Linked DNA regions of Homo sapiens: region 1 is linked to region 2. The links are chromatin loops, found by intact Hi-C in ENCODE. Cell type or tissue: PC-9. All regions are shown on one strand.

Evidence for each region. Hi-C counts contacts between places; a loop is a spot of excess contacts. Peaks named below come from ENCODE experiments on the same cell type or tissue, not always from the same donor. Only the 100,000 strongest peaks of a DNase experiment are listed, where the experiment ranks them.
Region 1: it touches region 2 in a loop (8-fold over the local background); 1 of 110 quality-filtered maps calls a loop at or near these places.

The regions. Positions count from the first base shown.
Region 1 is chr10:79,903,717-79,906,216 of GRCh38, reverse strand. It overlaps the pseudogene BMS1P21. Among named protein-coding and RNA genes, the nearest start is that of SFTPD, 44 kb to the left of the region's middle. RefSeq lists an enhancer at 1,148-1,247. In PC-9, no CTCF peak of the experiment used is centred here; a DNase peak (open chromatin) is centred at 1,406; H3K4me3 peaks cover 1,781 bases; H3K27me3 peaks cover 1,395 bases.
Region 2 is chr10:79,980,483-79,982,982 of GRCh38, reverse strand. It overlaps a transcript of SFTPD not described here, the pseudogene ZNRF2P3 and the pseudogene DPY19L2P5. Among named protein-coding and RNA genes, the nearest start is that of SFTPD, 33 kb to the right of the region's middle. In PC-9, no CTCF peak of the experiment used is centred here; a DNase peak (open chromatin) is centred at 1,182; H3K4me3 peaks cover 2,019 bases.

The sequences.
Region 1 (2,500 bases), 77 kb after region 2:
TGAAAAAAACGAATTTTTAATTAATTTCATTCCAACTCTAAATAGTCACATGTGGCTACCATACTAGACAGCTCAGACCTAGATATTGACTGGACTAATGAAGTGGTTTCCTAACTTAAACCAAAACTTAAATTTTAATAAAAAATTTAAAATGCTTTTATGAACTTCCAACATGATCACAGTATTACTTTTAGTACCTGTTGACTCTGCAAAACTCCTAAATTACAACTCATCTACATACATTTGAAAAATAGCAATATCTGCATGTGTGAGATATGACTGGTTCTAAATGATGCCTGGAGACCCTATGGACTTACAGAGACCCTTCCAGTGATTTCTGAGGTACCTGGGAATCTGTGGCCAATAAATTGGTAATCACTGAATTAGTGAGTTTTTTTTTTAGAATATCGGGCTGCATAAAATCTGACAGCTTGATTGAAAAACAGCGGGGCAGGGTGCCACTTCATTCAATTAAGGTCCTGTATTAATTCCGTTTAATAAATGTTTGTGTCTGTCTATGATGTGCTAGCCACTGTGCCAGTAAATGGATATACCTATGATCTGACTTGCAGAGAATCCAAACTAGTATCTTTCGTGCCATGCAATAAGGGCTACATTGCAAGGCTGCACAGGGTGCTACTGGGGCACAGAGGTGAGTCAGAGGCTTCCCACAGACACACACACGAGCGGAAATAGAAAGTCTTTATATATCACCATAATGTCAAGGAACACCAGCCGGGAGTTAGGAGAGCTGGGCACTAGGAACTCTTTGAAACCGAATAGCTGTGTGATTTCAGAGATTATGTTGCTTCTCTACTATATTTTAGTTCCGAACTTGTCCTAATGTTTCTCTCCCTTTTCTTCTTGGGAAAAGCACAATTTGGGGTCAACACATTCGGCTCAGGTCTAAGTCGCCTGCCGGGACCACGTCGCCAGGAAACCACGTCTCCCCGACACCTTCCCTCCCCGTCCCGGCTCTCTGCAGGGATTCACCCCGTCCCTCTCCCAACGACCCCCGGGCACACCTCTGGCAGATGCGAAATATGCTGCTCCTGGGGAGCAAAGATGAGCCGGAGGACCTTCCCACGCGCACGACTCGCGATCTTCCCAGTGCCCCAGAGCCAGGGACCCCACCGCCGCCTACCCCAGCCCGCGGCACCACCGAACCTGCTCACAGCTGCAACTCCTCAGGTCCGCTTGGACACCGCGGGAAACGGAAATTCACTGTCGCGCCGACTCGCCGGGAGGGAAACAAAAGGCAGAAAAAAAAGACCGGTGCCTGGAGGACTTTCAGGGTAGAGCTGGAAGAAAGACTCGTCAACAGCTGAGTGCAGGCGCCGGCGCCGTCTGCGCAGTGCGTTCCACCGGGTCCGCGTGCCTCCGGATTCCGCCCCACCCCGCCCTCGGAACTCGCTGCCTCAACTCCTGCGGAGGGACTCCGGAGCAGTGTACACCGCGCTCCAGGAGTCCTCCCCGAAGGCCAGAGCAGCTGTGCGGCCTGGCGCGGATTAGTTGGTGCGGTGCAAAAGCCAGAAGGAGGCACATTTGGTCCTGGCCACCCCGGAGTGACCGTGCTCCGGACGAATGGACTATGGCTGGACTGGGAGTCCACTTCCTCCTCTTTAAAGATGACAGATGAGGGAGATCTCGCGTTCTGGGGGTGCCCTAAAGCCCTCTTTTGGCCGGAAGCGGTGGCTCATGCCTGTAATCCCATCCCTTTGGGAGGCCGAGGCGGGAGGATCGCTCGAGCCCAGGAGTTCAAGACCAGCCTGGGCAACATAGGGAGGCTACGGCTCTCTCTCAATAAATAAATAAATAAATAAAAGCAAGCCCGCGTCCTGGCGGGCGCCTGTGGTCCCTGTGGTCCCAGCTACTCTGGAGGCTAAGGCAGAACGATCGCTTGAGCCTTGGAGGCGGAGGTTGCAGTGAGCTGAGATCGAGCCACTGCACTCTAGCCTGGGCGACAGAGCAAGACACTGTCTCAAAGAAAAATAAATAAATAAAATAAGGCCTTCTTTTTCCAGGACCAACAGACTCTGAGGGCAGGGACAAACTGACCCAGCCTAAACTACCTCGCCTTCCCTGCTCCCGGTAAAGGGGCTTTCCCTGAGGGAATGTAGCATCTTGCCATTTTCTTCCTGCACAGCTTTGCCTTCCCAGGGATCCTCCCATTGCCACCTGAGGAAATGCCTTGGAGTCCATCTAACCCCCAGCCCAGGTACTTGGGACGCCTACAGAGCCTACATTGTCAGGATGCATCTTCCTCTAGTCTTGGAGGGGATCCTTTCAATAAGATCCCACCAGTGCACGCAAGGCTCAATTCTACACCTAAAAACTAGGCCCACTCCTGTCACCGAGACCCCCAGGCTTCAAGTCCTGTCACAGGGACCTTGTTTTCGCCCCCAGCAGCCCTCAGGTATTCATTCTGCATAGGCTATATACTGGGTGCTAGACTGGGGAGGCTACCCACGTGGCACATGATTCCCTTATCCCTGAAGAG
Region 2 (2,500 bases):
TCCTGGCGCAGCTCCAGGAAAAGGTGCACAAACTGCAGGCGCCTCAGTTCTCCAGGAAGACCACTCTGGGCTTTGGTGTGGAGAGGGCAGGAGAGCCCTAGGAGGGAGCCGCATGGCGCTTTTCTTGAGTCTTGAAGGAGATCAGTTTAATAAGCAAGGGTTTGTGGGTGCCCAGTAGCAAATAATAGCAAGGTCCGAGCTCTGGAAAAGCGTGGCAAGAATCGCCAAGCTCCATTAGTTCTTGTTTTAAAACATTTTCAGGGTTTTCTGACAGTAGTCACCCCTATGTCACAATAAGGAAATGGTATCTGAATCAGGGCAGCTAATTATCATACTTGGTAAAAATGATTAGCTGGCTCTTGAAGAACAGACATGTTTCTCAGCACCTCCAAACATGGGCGGCAAGAGGTGAGCTGGAAGGTGCTGATCACCAGGCATTGCATGGCGGGGCTCCCGCCCACCGGCCTGGACCGGCCGCGCCACCTTCCTCAGCGCTGCTGTGCACCGAGTCCTGTAAGCCCTATAGGCCGCTGCTACTGTTCGGCATGCTGAAGGAGGACTGCGCTGCGCGGGCCCCCAAAGCCACGCTCCCCACGGCCCCGCCGCGGGAGCGGCTGCGCGGGGCTGCCAGGGCCTTCGCAGCAGCGCCGCCCGAGGCGCTGGGCTGGTGCCCACTGGGCACCTGAGCCGGGAACCGCCCCGCGGTGGCCCGAGCGCCCCCGCCGCCGCCCGCGGTCCCATTGGCTCCTCCGTTGCTACTGGAAGGTAGATCCGAGCCCCAGTACGTGCGCGTGCGGCTCCTCTGCTTGGTGCCCATGTCCGCCCTGCCCCGCCAGGCGCGCCCGGAGAGCCAGGAGGGCGGGAGCGAGCGCGGGAGCTAGAGGGCAGGGCCAAGGCGCAGCAGCCGGCCCAGAGAGACCCCCCGCACGTCCAGGGCCGCCGCCCCAGGGGAAGTCGGCGCCCGGCGCGCTCTTCCTGGGGAGGTGGGCGAGGCTGGCGGCCTGACGCGGGCACGGGAGACAAGGAGACGAGGAGACGTGGAGAGGAAGGGGTCTCGGCTGCGGGCACACCTCGCTGGCTCTAGCAGGAAGAGGCGGCTCAGGTGTCCGTGTGGCTGCCTCTGGTTTAGGTTCTGGTGCGCCATGAAGGCCACTGCCGGTCTGGGCGCGCTGGGCGCCCCGGGCGTCGGGCACCGCCTCCTCTGGGGCTGTGGCTGCTACCGCAGCCATCCTCCGGCTCCCAGGGCTGCTGGCGGCTGAGTGGGAGGCGCCTGCCCAGACTCCGCCGGCGCCACCTTCCCTCTTCCCACAGCCACCCAGTTGTTTTTAACGGAGAAAGAGGAAAAACGGGCGGTGCGCCAGGGGAGGACGAAGAATGGGAGGGAGGGGTGCTGCGCGCTTCCCGGCAACCGTCGCCTCGCTCCCCCTGGGCTGGGCTGGCGGGAGGATCTGGGCCGCGAAGGTCGGGGTGCCCAGGCGGGGAGGAGGTTCCCCAGCCCTCACGCCGCCCGGCCTATATAGGTTTCTTACACTTGAATATTGATATTTTTCTCTAGGTTTGGGAAGTTATCTGTTATTATCTCCTTGAATAAACTTTTTACTCTGATTTCCCTCTCTACCTCCACTTTAAGACCAATAACTTATATTTGCCTTTTTGAAGCTATTTTATAAATTTCATTATTTTCTTTTTTCTTTTGACTCCCCTGTGTATTTTCAAATAGCCTGTCTTCAAGCTGACTAATTCTTTCTTCTGCTTGGTTAATTCTGCTGTTGAGAGACTCTAATGCATTCTTCAGTGTGTCAATTGAATTTTTCAGCTGCAGAATCTCTGCTCGATTCTTTTAAATTACTTCAATCTTTTTGTTAAATATATTTAACAGGATTCTGAATTCCCTCTCTGTATTACCTTGGATTTCATTGAGATTTCTTAAAACAGCTATTTTGAATTCTCTGTGTAAAAGGTCACATATCTCTCTAACTCTGGAGTTGGTCACTGATGCCTTATTTAGTTTGGTGAGGTCATGTTCTCCTTGGTGGTCTTGATGCTTGTGGATATTTGCCAGTGTCTGGGCATTAAAGAGTTAGGTATTTAATCTTTTCAGTGTGGGCTGGTTTGTACTTGTCCTTCTTGAGAAGGCTTTTCAAGTATTCAAAGGGAAATGAGCGTCGTAATCGAATTATTTGGTCACTGCAGCCAAATACACAATAGGGGGAACCCCAAACTCAGTAATGCTGTGACTCTTGCAGACCCATAAAAGTATCACCTTAGTGGTCTTGGGTGAAATCTGAGAGAAGTCCCTGGATTACCAGACAGTCTCTTGTTCTCTTCCCATACCTTCTCCCAAACAGACAAAGTCTTTCTCTCCATGCTGAGGTGCCTGGAGTTGAGGAAGGGGTGACACAAGCACTCCCATAGCCATCACTGCTGGGATTGTGCTGGGTCACACCTGAAGCCAGCACAGTACTGGGTCCCACCTAAGGCCTCTGGTGACAATTTCCTG